2 separate regions of the Homo sapiens genome follow, and region 2 is linked to region 1. The links are chromatin contacts, found by Hi-C or POLR2A ChIA-PET in ENCODE. All regions are on one chromosome and are shown on one strand. Each heading gives the region's core, a stretch centred on a gene start or an enhancer-like site at or near the end of the contact. The rest is flanking DNA. Distances are from core to core; before and after follow the strand shown. Region 1 holds the start of SERPINB2 (serpin family B member 2). Region 2 has its middle 56 kb from the start of SERPINB2.

The links. A loop is a pair of places that touch in the nucleus more often than their neighbours do. ChIA-PET counts read pairs that join two places held with the same protein, here RNA polymerase II (POLR2A). Pooled maps may share reads with other maps.
Region 2: a loop to region 1 is called in a pooled map, with 5 times the contacts of the local background. The contact joins the enhancer-like site here to the promoter of SERPINB2 in region 1. A Hi-C loop is called at or near these places in 1 of 168 maps with a recorded cell type or tissue (posterior vena cava) and 5 of 50 pooled maps. POLR2A ChIA-PET finds 5 or more read pairs at or near these places in 2 of 52 experiments (A673 and AG04450).

Annotation. Positions count from the first base shown.
Region 1 is chr18:63,884,343-63,890,342 of GRCh38, forward strand. SERPINB2 (serpin family B member 2) reads left to right here and starts at 3,363. Exons shown (of 8, transcript NM_002575.3): 1 at 3,363-3,428. LOC124904356 (a long non-coding RNA gene) reads right to left here. Exons shown (of 3, transcript XR_007066466.1): 3 at 944-1,115.
Region 2 is chr18:63,829,053-63,835,052 of GRCh38, forward strand. No RefSeq gene overlaps it. Among named protein-coding and RNA genes, the nearest start is that of SERPINB2, 56 kb to the right of the region's middle. Within about 2 kb of position 2,204, at least 3 of the 41 ENCODE cell types and tissues checked have a DNase peak (open chromatin) inside an H3K27ac peak, as active enhancers do.

The DNA.
Region 1 (6,000 bases), core at 2,113-4,612:
AGGAGTGACCTGCTCTGCAATTGTTGCCTGTATTATTTCAGGTTATTTGAGAAAGCTTAATCTGATGTATTTTCTATTGGTAAGGAACACTCTTTAGTGACTGTGCTTTTTTTCTAGTTGACCTACTGGCTGGGTGACTGCTATAGTCTCCTAATACATTTCTCACCCTTTAGATTCTTTCTCTTCTGAATTTTCAGATTTTTCTTCATAAAACACCACTTTTTACAAGTCACTTCCCTTCTCCAGAGTTTACAGTAGACTGCCTTTAGCTTAGATCCCAACTCAGCCTGAGATCAAAGGCTCCTCTATAAGATCTGTTCCTTTTCTCCTTTCCTCCTCTATAAGATCTGTTCCTTTTCTCCTTTCCTCCTCTATAACACCAACTCGGATCCAGACAGACCTCAGGAAGCTATTCGATGATCTTTGCTTCCCACTTCTATAATATTAGTGCCTTCCTCTCTCTATTGTCTATTTTTCATTTATCTCAGCTCTTTGCTCAAGACCCTAACACACATTATCAATCGTTTCCCTTCTTTCTATGATACTTACTATTAGCACCACTCAATTTGGGTTTAAGTTACATATTATCTTTTACAAGTCTCTCTAGTTGTTTGAGGTGTGAAAGTCTAGTCTTCTTATACTAGAGCTCATAAATTGCTCTAATCTAGGCAGAAAGGCAGCTCCCAAACCGGACACTAAGAGTCACCCTATTATATATCAGCTAATATTATGCGGCACTCACTACCAACGAGAATCTGCTAAGGACTTGGCAGGCATCATCTCGTTGATTATTCACAGCAGCCTGTATTATTTAGAATGCTTTTGGCTGCAAATGACAGAGAACCCATAGCGTCGAATGCTGCTTAAACAATACAGACTTGTTTATTATAATATCTCAGCAACAGCAAGAACAAAAACTAGAGGTAGGTGGTTTCTAGCACTGGCCAATGTCAGAGCTCTTGTTTGGGATCGCTGCAAATTTCTCAGTCTTCCTATATGGTTGAAATATGACTGTGACTGTGGCATCTTCTGGCATCACATCCTCGCACAACCATGCTCAAAGTTGGGTAGGAAGGGATGGTATAGATATGGAGGTTCTTTCTTCATGCTTTCTTCTGTTAAGGAAAGAAAACCTTTTGCCAAACATTCCCCAGTGGATTTCTCCCAAAACGCTTTGTCCAGAATTGGGTTTATATGTCCACCCATTTCCAACCCACCCCCACCCTGCCCAACACACACACACCCCCTACAAGACTGGCAGCTAGGCTTTCCTTTCCTGAGATCAAGGGCTCTCTGAATAATACCCGAAGAAAATTAGGAAGAAGGGTAGCAGAAAGGCATTGATTGGGGTAGGCAATCAACAGTACCAGCTGTATAGAATTATTAGAAAATTAGAAGTTAGAGTAGTTGAGAAATACGTGCAAGATTATACAACTAGTAAATGGCAAAAAGAAGATTCTGAGTCTGAGACTTTTCTGAGTCTCTCAGTATTCATATCCTTGTTCACCACAGTATAGGGCCTCTCTAGAGAGTTTTAGCATGTTACTCCACCCATTAAAAATATTTGGTAAGAATTTGCTTGATGCTCACCACTGTTCTTGCTGCTCAAGGGAAACCAAGTATATATTTGTGGATAGATCCTAACTCAGATGATACTGTCAGAATATATAAGATTCCTATACCACATCCTGAACTCTGAAAGTTGCAGTTCTACGTAGAAGTTCACTGAGGGTTGTAAGAGTCAGAATGGACTCCATGGAAGTTATGGGGTGTGAATCAAACCTCACAGGTGAGTCAGTGGGGAGAAAGAAGCATGACATTCCTCTTGAGAATAACTGGAATGAAAATAATACGGTGAGAAAGAGTAGCACCTGAAAAGTGAGTGAAGGAAAGGGTGGTGGAAGTTCTAGGTACATTGATATCTGTCCCAACTTGTTGAGCTGTCAATGTGTGGTTAAAAAACAGTTAAACAGGCCAGGCCCGGTGGCTCACACCTGTAATCCCAGCACTTTGGGAGGCCGAGGTGGGCGGATTGCCTGAGGTCAGGAGTTTGAGACCAGCCTGGCCAACATGGTGAAACCCCGTCTCTACTAAAAATACCAAAAATTAGCCAGTCGTAGTGGTGGGCACCTGTAATCCCAGCTATTCAGGAGGCTGAGGCAGGAGGATCACTTGAACCCAAGAGGCGGGAGTTGCAGTGAGCAGAGATCACGCCATTGCACCCCAGCCTGGGCAACAAGAGTGAAACTCGATCTCAAAAAAACAAAAACAAAAACAAAAAACAGTTAAACAGATGGTTGGTCACATAGACATTACCAGAGGGGTCTTCTTGGACAGAGGCTGAAAAGAAAGAAGGGACTTAGCTCACCACCAGACTCCTCAGCACTCACGGGAGAAGAGCACTAAGGACAAAGGGGCACTTAACACGTGTAAAAGGGCAATGGCTCCTAATAAAGGATAAGATCTGTTTTCTTTTTATTTTATTTTTTGTTTTTGAGATGGAGTCTCACTCTGTCACCCAGGCTGGAGTGCAGTGGCACAGTCTCAGCTCAATGCAACCTCCACCTCCCAGGTTCAAGTGATTCTTCTGCCTCAGCCTCTCAAGTAGCTGGAACTGGAGATGTGTGCCACCACGTGCAGCTAATTTTTGTATTTTTAGTAGTGACAGGGTTTCACCATGCTGGCCAGGCTGGTCTCAAACTCCTGACCTCAAGTGATCCTCCCGCCTCGGCCTCCCAAAGTGCTGGGATTACATGCATGAGCCACCACACCCGGCCATAAGATCTATTTTATAATCAAGAGAAGATGAAAAATTCTTCTTGTGTCAGGATATTAGGGTAGAATCCGAGTTATTTCGAAAATTACAGCTTGAGACAATGTAAGACAGATTAAAATAGAGAATTTCTAAGACAGAAAATGGATTTTTTCTTCCCTCCCATGCCCTAAGCATCGCTTGGGTCTCCCTAGGCTCAAAAGAGAGAGTAAATCTCATTATATTTATATATTGGAAGAAGCCCACAGGCCATGGTTGTCCAAAGCTAGAAGAAGTATTGTAGAATTTGATACTATCCTTGAGCACAAGTATAGTGGGGGAAATCTTGAAACTGGGGCTGACAGATTTTAGCTAACTTTCACAGGCATGTGTAGATATTGACAAATTCTTAAGTTTCAGAGTGACCTCATCCTCCCCCAAAATTTCTTAAACCATGCCTTTACAAACAAGTATTTCTATTCTAATGATGTCTTCCTGAGTAAAATGTTGAATCACTCAAAGGACACAGATCAAAAGACAGAGGGAGAAAAAAAAATGCCATGTGGGAGGGGCAAAGCTGTATAAAACCAGTCATTACCATGTCTGAACTGTAACAACTCTCAGAGGAGCATTGCCCGTCAGACAGCAACTCAGAGAATAACCAGAGAACAACCAGGTATTTCAATGATTTCCATGCCATGTCTATGGGAAATAGGGTTTCATGTTTTCTCTTCCCTCATGCTGGTATTAATAGATTGAAAATTTGGATGTGGGGTGTTTGTAGAGGGCGAGTAAAATTTAAGTGGTGTTTTCTTGTTTAGTTGTTGAATTGAAAATATTTTATTTCAAGATTTGAATTAAATTTATAAGGTTTAATTTTGAATCTCAGAAGCCAACAAATACCTTTGTAGCATTAACCAAAACAAAATGTACATTCAGATTGTGATGCCAATTTTATTGAACAGATTAGATTATATATGTTCTCTACTAGCTACTGTTTTGACACTAAATTTGATGGAAACAACTAGATACATTAAAATATTTTCATTTAAGCAATTGAATGTAATCTCTACATTGTATATAAATAATAGGAAAAGAAGACTTCATTTGCACCTTAAATGAAAAAGCAGGAACTGCAAAAATTAAGTAGCAATTTGGGCTGGGTCAATCTAGTACAACAATATGTTTATTGAGTTTAGTTCAATAATGGGTCAATTTAGTGAAAGAGAATAATCAGCCAAAGTAGTTGCAGGGTTGACTGAAGTATGGTTCAGTAAATAACTTAATATCCCATAAAAAGATACTTATTCATTATGAAAGCCATCAACTAGGAGAAATTGCTTTTAATTCTGTTGGGGGAGATGTAGCAGTATTTGATGAGATATTCCCTTGAAACTGTTGTTTTCTCTTAGTTCTCATTAATTTTTGTGGTCAATTTCAAAATATTTCCACTGTCTAATTGTAAACAAAATTTGTTTTAAATGCTACAGCAAACTCCAATCTAACATCCAGGGCCAACAGGGTGAGAGACAATGGCCGTGTGCCTGGTGACTCCTCCCAAATTCTTCCTTCCCTGTGCCAAGTTTCAGTGGTGCATTTGTCAACTTGTGTTGCAGGAACCAACACACACACCACCAGGAAGCCCAACCCTGCATATTACTCCCATTAATTCATCCCAGTAATACTATTAAACCTTAATTAAGAGCATACTATTTGGAAGTTAATGAGATCATATAAATTACTATAATGTTAAAAAATTCACAACAGGTATACCTGTTCCAGGAGGCTGTGGTATTTCACAATACCCCATGACTTCAATTTTGCCTTGTTTTGAAAGATTTTCATTCAAACATAAAGTATGGCCTTATCTGAGAGTCAGGAAACACTGCATATGGGTGCCTTCATAGATTTCTAAAATTATGAAACTCTCAGACCTTATTTGAAAAGTTTGTAGGAAAGCATTAGACTTGGAATCAGAAGTCTGTGATCCAGTCTAGGCTTCTGAAATGGACCAGCTGTGCAATCTCTATTTTCATATTTTCATTCATATTACAGAAATTACTAAGCCTTACTGGACAGGTAATTATGCAAATTGAAAAGGGAGCTGAAGGAATTTGGTGACTGCCATACAGACATCAAATATTATTTTTACATTAAATGTAATTAATTACACCTTATTTAAAAATATAATTGAAACTATCTTTTTTGAAAGAAGTAAATGCATCCAGGAAAATTTGCTTCTGTTCTTATTAATTTTTTTCTTTATCAAGTTACCTTAAATTCTAACTTAGTATTAACAGAACTTTCTGTTAGTTTGTCTTTAGAGTTAAATATTTTTACTATCAAAGTTACTATGTGGATTGTTACAAAGAATCCGGTATGAATTGTTACAAAGAATCACGTATTTAGGTATGGGAGAAGTCTAAATTTATGTTTGTGGCTCTGATCTCTTATTTACATTTCTCACATGGGGATCGAGAAATATTTTATTTGTGTTATTAATACTCAGTTTGTTTCCAAAAGATATTGAGATAATTAATTTTAAAAATCTGTACAATAAATCTATTTAATTATGAAGACAATTTTAAGAGGAAGAGGAACAAATTTTTGAGCCATCCAATGTAATCTAGTATCTATGATGAAGCAAGAGAAAAAAAAAGTGACTTTTTGTTTTTACTTCCTAATAAGCCTTCTAGTAGAATTACAGGTTTACTACTTTTTTCTTTTGACTTCCTCTTTCTAGCATTTCTTGCACTACAACTTGCTTAAGCTCTTACACTTCATAGTGAAGCTATGCACCACCGAGTGAAGCGATGTGGAACATTGGAAAGAGTGGGCTTCCTTAGACAGACCTGGGCTTGAATCCCTGCTCCACTACCTACCAGCTGTGTGACCTTATACAAGTTACTTAATGTTTCTGAGCATCAGGATATAATCTATAAAATAGGGAGAATCACCTCTACCTCATACAGATTCTGCAAAGATTAAACGAGGAGAGGAGGTGAGAGAGTTTTAGGGATACGTTTTATTTAATTTACTATTTTTGTCTTGATAAAATAGTCTGGTTGTATTCCAAATGAGACATTTTAATACAAATAAATTCCAATCACTTTCTTAAAAAAAAAGAGTTCATGAATCAAGGGTTCACGCAAGAAAGAAGCGACCAATGGTCCTTGTTGGAGAGCAATGCTGTGTGAGACCACAGGTGTACACAGCCAAGACCAGAGCCAGAGGACATGCTTCCTCCT
Region 2 (6,000 bases), core at 954-3,453, 56 kb before region 1:
CCCAATCAGCTGGTGTTGGTTAATGCCATCTCCTTCAGAGAGAACCAGAAAAATGCACTTCAGAAAGACCAAACAAAAGCAATGGCTTTCACGTTGGATGAGGTGGTCTCATGTAGTCTCATGGCTTAATTTGTTTATCTCTTAAAAGTAATCCTCAAAATTTTTGTCCTTAAGAACTGCTAAATTATTTCTGGCCTTAGGGAAGCAAATTAATTTCCAAGTGGCTATCCTAGCTACATTTGCAATAAAAAGCAGATTTTGATTTATAAAATATTTATTTTTTTGTTGAACCTTTCTTTAAAATTTTCCACTGTTTTTTACCCTGTATAAAAATAGAAATTCTATTTTAGCAATGCAGTTGTACAATTGAAAAATGCTATGAAATATAGACTTTGAAAGTATTTAAAATAAGTCTTGGTTAAGACCACTTAAACTATTATCAAGCCACTTACCTCTTGCTAACTGGAAATAAGGTCAGGCAATAGAAAATAACAGCAAGAGACAACTGAGGAACTAACAGGCAAATCACTTCTTTTAAAATTATACTTTAAGTTCTGGGATACATGTGCAGAATGTGCAGGTTTGCTACCTAGGTATACATGTGCCATGGTGGTTTGCTGCACCAGGCAGGTCACTTCTAAAATGAGTTTGATCTCCCTACAAAGCCAAGCTGAACTGGTGAACAAAATGCACAGTCAAGGTGGAAGGTTCTAGGCTTACTGCCCTTCTACTTAGCACCCTCAGCCTTCCCAACTTTTCTAAGTGTCAAAAATGTCCCAAATATCAGGCCACAACCAAAATAAGACATGTTATTTAACAAGAAAGAATTGATCTGTATATAATAACTAAGCCACTGTGCTATCAAATGCATTTATTCCAGCCCACCAAGGAATGCTTGAAATTACAAGTAAATTTAAAATTTGTTCTTGTCAACTGTAAGAATAGACTTTCTATTTCTGAATAAATACTTTTCATATAAAATAAGTAGTAAATTAAGGAGAAACATAAACCTCTAGCCAAACACATTAGTCATATCTGGAAGTATGTAGTAATGCCCTTACAAAGAATATTACCATCACATTCACATTTTGAGGTTATAAAATGAACAATAAATTATATAGATGTTATGGCTGTGATTTTTGAAAATACAGATTCTAGGGCCACCTTCCTGGGGACTCTGATTTGCATGATGAACTTGAGTATACATATTTTCAAAGAGCCCCTTAGGTCCTTCCAAGGATCAGCCCGGTTGGGGAATCACAGTATGTAGAAAATGGGCTATTTTAGCAGGATTCATAAAGAGATGCTCAAAGGGGTAAGCATACCCCACAGCAAATAGATTTGCTAGAGAAAGCAGCTAACAAAACAGAATATTTTATTTCACAGAAAAATCTCATCCATTTGGCTTATATACACAATGCAGGTGTATATACCTGTTAACTAGCATTTCAAAGATAAAAACATAAAGTATCATTATGGTCATAACAAAATTTCCTTAAAGTAGTCCAATTATGAGAGCTCACCTAGTGCTTTGTCACATTCTTAGCTATTTTGTAACTCCAGAAATTATCAGAATCAGCTCAATGCTGCTGACTAGTTAAGATTAGTCAGATTTTACTCGAGCTGGAGAGACTTCTAAATTATGCTCTTGAAAGGACCTATTTGTCCTTTAAAAATGGTTATCCTGGTAAGATCTTATGGTGTGGGTATTTCCCAGCCCTTTGAAGTGAATTAACTGCATCTGGAAGTCAAAAAAGTACACCTGAATGAAATTAATATATTGGGGAACTTGAATACTTTGGACTTTAGTAGCAGCTTTGTTTAGGTTCCTCCCCTCTTTATGTCATCAAAATAACGTTCAATCGTAGGTATTTCTAAAGACGGATGGATGGTTTTCTTTTGCCACCAACTGTAGGCAATTTTGGAGGATGAAAATAAACATAAATTTTCTATGTCCTAAATAGCAAAAGAAAGAGATTGGCTTTATTATTTCACTGTTTTTACTTTTGTAGTCTCAGAGCAGACCTGTGGAGATGATACATGCTCCATTTAGCTTTAAAAGGAGGCTCCATTAAGGACCCTCCTTTACAAGTGCTTGAGATGCCCAACGTGGAGGATCACCTGAGTGTGGTCATTGTCCTACCCAGCAAAGACATCCACTTGGAACAGATAAACCACTGAGCCTCCGCAGCTGTAGTTACAAGAGAAAGGCTCTGTGCTTGAGAATGACACATGCAGAAAGCTTGAGGTTAAAGTAACCGCATACACTCCTACTTCCTGTGGTGTCCTGTCCATTTACAAAAATAAGCAGAACCCCCAAATAAAGTAAATGCCCACATATTAGAATTTGTTGCTTGTACTTTTTAAAGTTTAGGTGTTCAAAACATAGTCATGTGCTTTTCTCTTTTGGTCCTCACAGGTTTTTGTTGTTGTTCTACATGCATTTTTGACATGTTACGTATTGGCATCTCCTTCGGACCTGTTGCCAACCAACTGAATCTATTTCCATCAACACTCAAGGCTGCAACATGCAGATGCAATGCTCATCTTTGCTCCTTTCTTGCTTCTCTGACACTTTCCTGAGTCTCATGTAGCCCCAGCTGTGCCACATTGTGTGTTCTTGCATTGGGAAGTGGTGATCTAGACCAACCTCACCATTCCTCAGCAGCTTTCTTTAAATCCCTGCCTTCCTTTCATTTATTCCGCTTTTTGTGCTTCTCCTGGGTTCTGCATTGCTCACACCTGTTTCTCTCCTGCTGGGAACATCTCATTCTCCCCTCCACCCTGTCTCCATCTTTGGTGGCAAGATCCTCGCTGATCCTGCGAGGCAGGCTGGGCCGGCACTGCTAGCTCATTTGGCAGAGAAAGAAACCTGCAGACCTGGCAACTCTATGATTTGCTCAAGTTTTCATAGCAAGTTAGTGTCTGTGACATCTTAGAGGCCTGTTTCTGGCTTCTCAGCCCACTCTAGACTTGGTGTTAAAACATCTGCCCAGAGTCACTAAGACCATGGCTGAAAAATCAAAATCTCAGCTCTTATATGTAAATAAACACATTTATATATGAGCAAATAAACAAATGTAGAAATAATATCATCGCTAGATGCTATGAAAATAAAAGATGGACATGGGATAGTGACAGGGTTGGAAAGCATCTATTTTACACAGGACGATCAGGGAAAACCTCTTTTACAAAGTGATATTTGAGTTATTATTGGTAATTAATGATTATTAATGTTAGATTATTACTATTGAAGGCTTCTTTCCCATGGTTATTATAGGAACACTAAATTTGTTGGTGGCAGAATTGGAATCTGAGCACAATTTTGCCACAAACTCATACTACCTACATAATTATATTCTCAACACTCTGGGTGTACTTAAATATCCTTGGGTTGAGTCATGAAAATGGAACACTTTAGAGCAATGTTAAGATCTCTGAAAAGTAGGTAAATCCTCAAGTGTGAGTACAGTTTGATACAATGATCCTAAAGGGGGAAGATTAGGGCAGGGAGATGAGTATAGATCTTTATGACCAACTAATTTTTTCCTGTTAGAATGCCTAACATTGATTCACCACTCTAAATGAAAACAGTCATCCCTGGTTTCTGAAATGAGTATGAGTTGCAGGTGGTTACTCACTGGTATATGGTTAATGTAAATTCCATGCAAATAGTTTTTTTTTTTTTTGCTTGATGCTGCATTGGTTAATGTCTAAATGCCTATCTCCCAATAAATTCCATCCCCAAAAGAGTCTAAATGAGTCACTGCAAACATGAACCTCCTTCCACTAAGGACAAACGGAATGAAGAAAAGCCAGAAAAGACAGTATGTGAAGAGTGGACGAGAAATAGGGCAATCTCTTTCCCAAGTGGCTGGCACCACAGGCATGCCACCATACCTGGATATTTTTGTATTTTTTCGTAGAGACGGGGATTTGCCATGTTACCCAGACAGGTCTCAAACCCCTGGGCTCAAGTGATCCTCTGGCCTCAGCCTCCCAAAGTGCTTGGATTACAGGCATGAGCGACCACTCTCGGTCTAAACTGTGCTTCTCAGCAGTGTTTTTCTTTCCACTGTCTCATGTAGGTATCCCTCCCATTTTTCCTTGGTTCAGTTTCCAAGGGTTAAAATTATAGCATACTAATAATTGCATTTATTTAAAAATTAAGATCAACACAATTTCTTAGGCAGTTTACAACTTACTCAGAACCTCATTTATAGGTTGTCAAAATTTAGAATGGCTTTTCCAATAAAACAATACTATTGTGTGATTAGATTACCAAGTTGGTTCACAAAAGCTTGTTTACCTAAGCTAGCCCTCACCGGGTGTATGGTGTCTACCAGGCACTCTGCAAAGGTCACACAAATGACCCGATTTAATTCTCACCCAAATCCTGAGAGGCACTAACTTTTTTTCATTTCAAAGCTAGGAAACGGAGACTTAGGTTTATAATGTAACACACAAGTAGAAAGGGTCAGACTGAATTTTCAAACTCAGAAGTTTGGATAAAAGACCTCCACTCTTAACCACAATCCTGCCCTGTTCTATTCACCAATTCCCCCATCTTCATTTTGAGGCCCAGAGCCAGGGCTCCTATAGCAGAAGATGAAACAGAAAAAAAAGGCAGGGGAGTGGTTGCCCTTGTTTTCCTTGTATAAGACTGGACACGATTTACAAATACATTTGTGAAACATTGTCAAGTTTACAAAGAAGTTCCATACTTGAAATCACTTAGGGGGCAAAATGTGTTTTTATTTTATGCTCATTCTTTTTTTGCTTTTGCTCCTCTCCTCTTCTCAATTCCTACCTTCTTATCATCCAGCTCTGTTTACCCTTTGCCTCCAGGTACTCGTGGTTCCTCTCAGGGGATCCCACTGAAAACATGATGGGAAAAGCGCTGGATTTAGTGTCTGCAGATCCAAGTTGAAATCCTGAATCGGTGCATTTAGTAATTGACAAACTTGAGGAAGGCAGTGACCTCCCAGAGGTGATTTTCCTCCTCCGCAAAACAGACATTCAACATTGCCTCCTTCACAAGGTTGTTAGGAGAATCAAAAGTTTCTTTCTCATAAAAGAAAATGCTGGCTAAGTTGTTAACTTTATAATTATACGCTGCCAAAATGTGCACCTGTCTAGGAGCACTGTGCAAGGAGTCCAGAGAATCTTCTTCGGGTCATCCCTTCTTTTCCTGTGTCTCTCCTCTTTTTCCTCTTTGCTTTCTATCTCTATGGGAAGAATTTTATTCCTGTGTCATATTGTTTTCAGGCTTAATTATCTAATGACAATTACTTACTTACCCTTGGGATATCATCTTGCTTCATTCTGCATTTCTGATTTTATCTGATGGGATTGATTCAGAGAAATAGTTTTGAGTATTTGCCCCAGATTTTAAAAATTCGAATTATATCTCTCCTTTTAAGTGAGTTGTGGGGGCAGGAGGTGGTCACAGTTCAATGCACAACTAGTTCAATCTCTTTGCTCCTATCAGAACTTTAAAGAAGTTTTTTTTTTTTTTTTTTTACCATTTGGCTTTAAATTTACTGCTACAATAAATTTAATGTTAACCACTTCCTTTAATCCATTTCATTGGTCACTTTGGTCAGGTGAATCATTCTGATGATGCCTGTGCAATGCAATGAGATTGTTTGTCAATTTCCTCTACCTCATATTTAGATTTTAATGGCTTTCGATGGGATATAGCAATTATATTTTGACATAACTAAACAATAATCTGTATTGTGTGACTACTTAGGAAGTATTGGTAATGTTGTACTATTAAACGTTTACTAGTTGCCTAGAGTATTTCTCATTGAGTAACTTTGCATGCCCCATGCTATACAAGTGACTTGATAGACTCTAATAAAACAGTCCCAGAATTTGTTGTAAATTCCCCCTAGTGCTTAAGCTGATATCTGAGTCACCATAGTTTCCAAATTAAGTACTTCCAGAAGCAGCCAAAGAGATACAAGACGACAATTAATGCTGATCAAGCCAAGA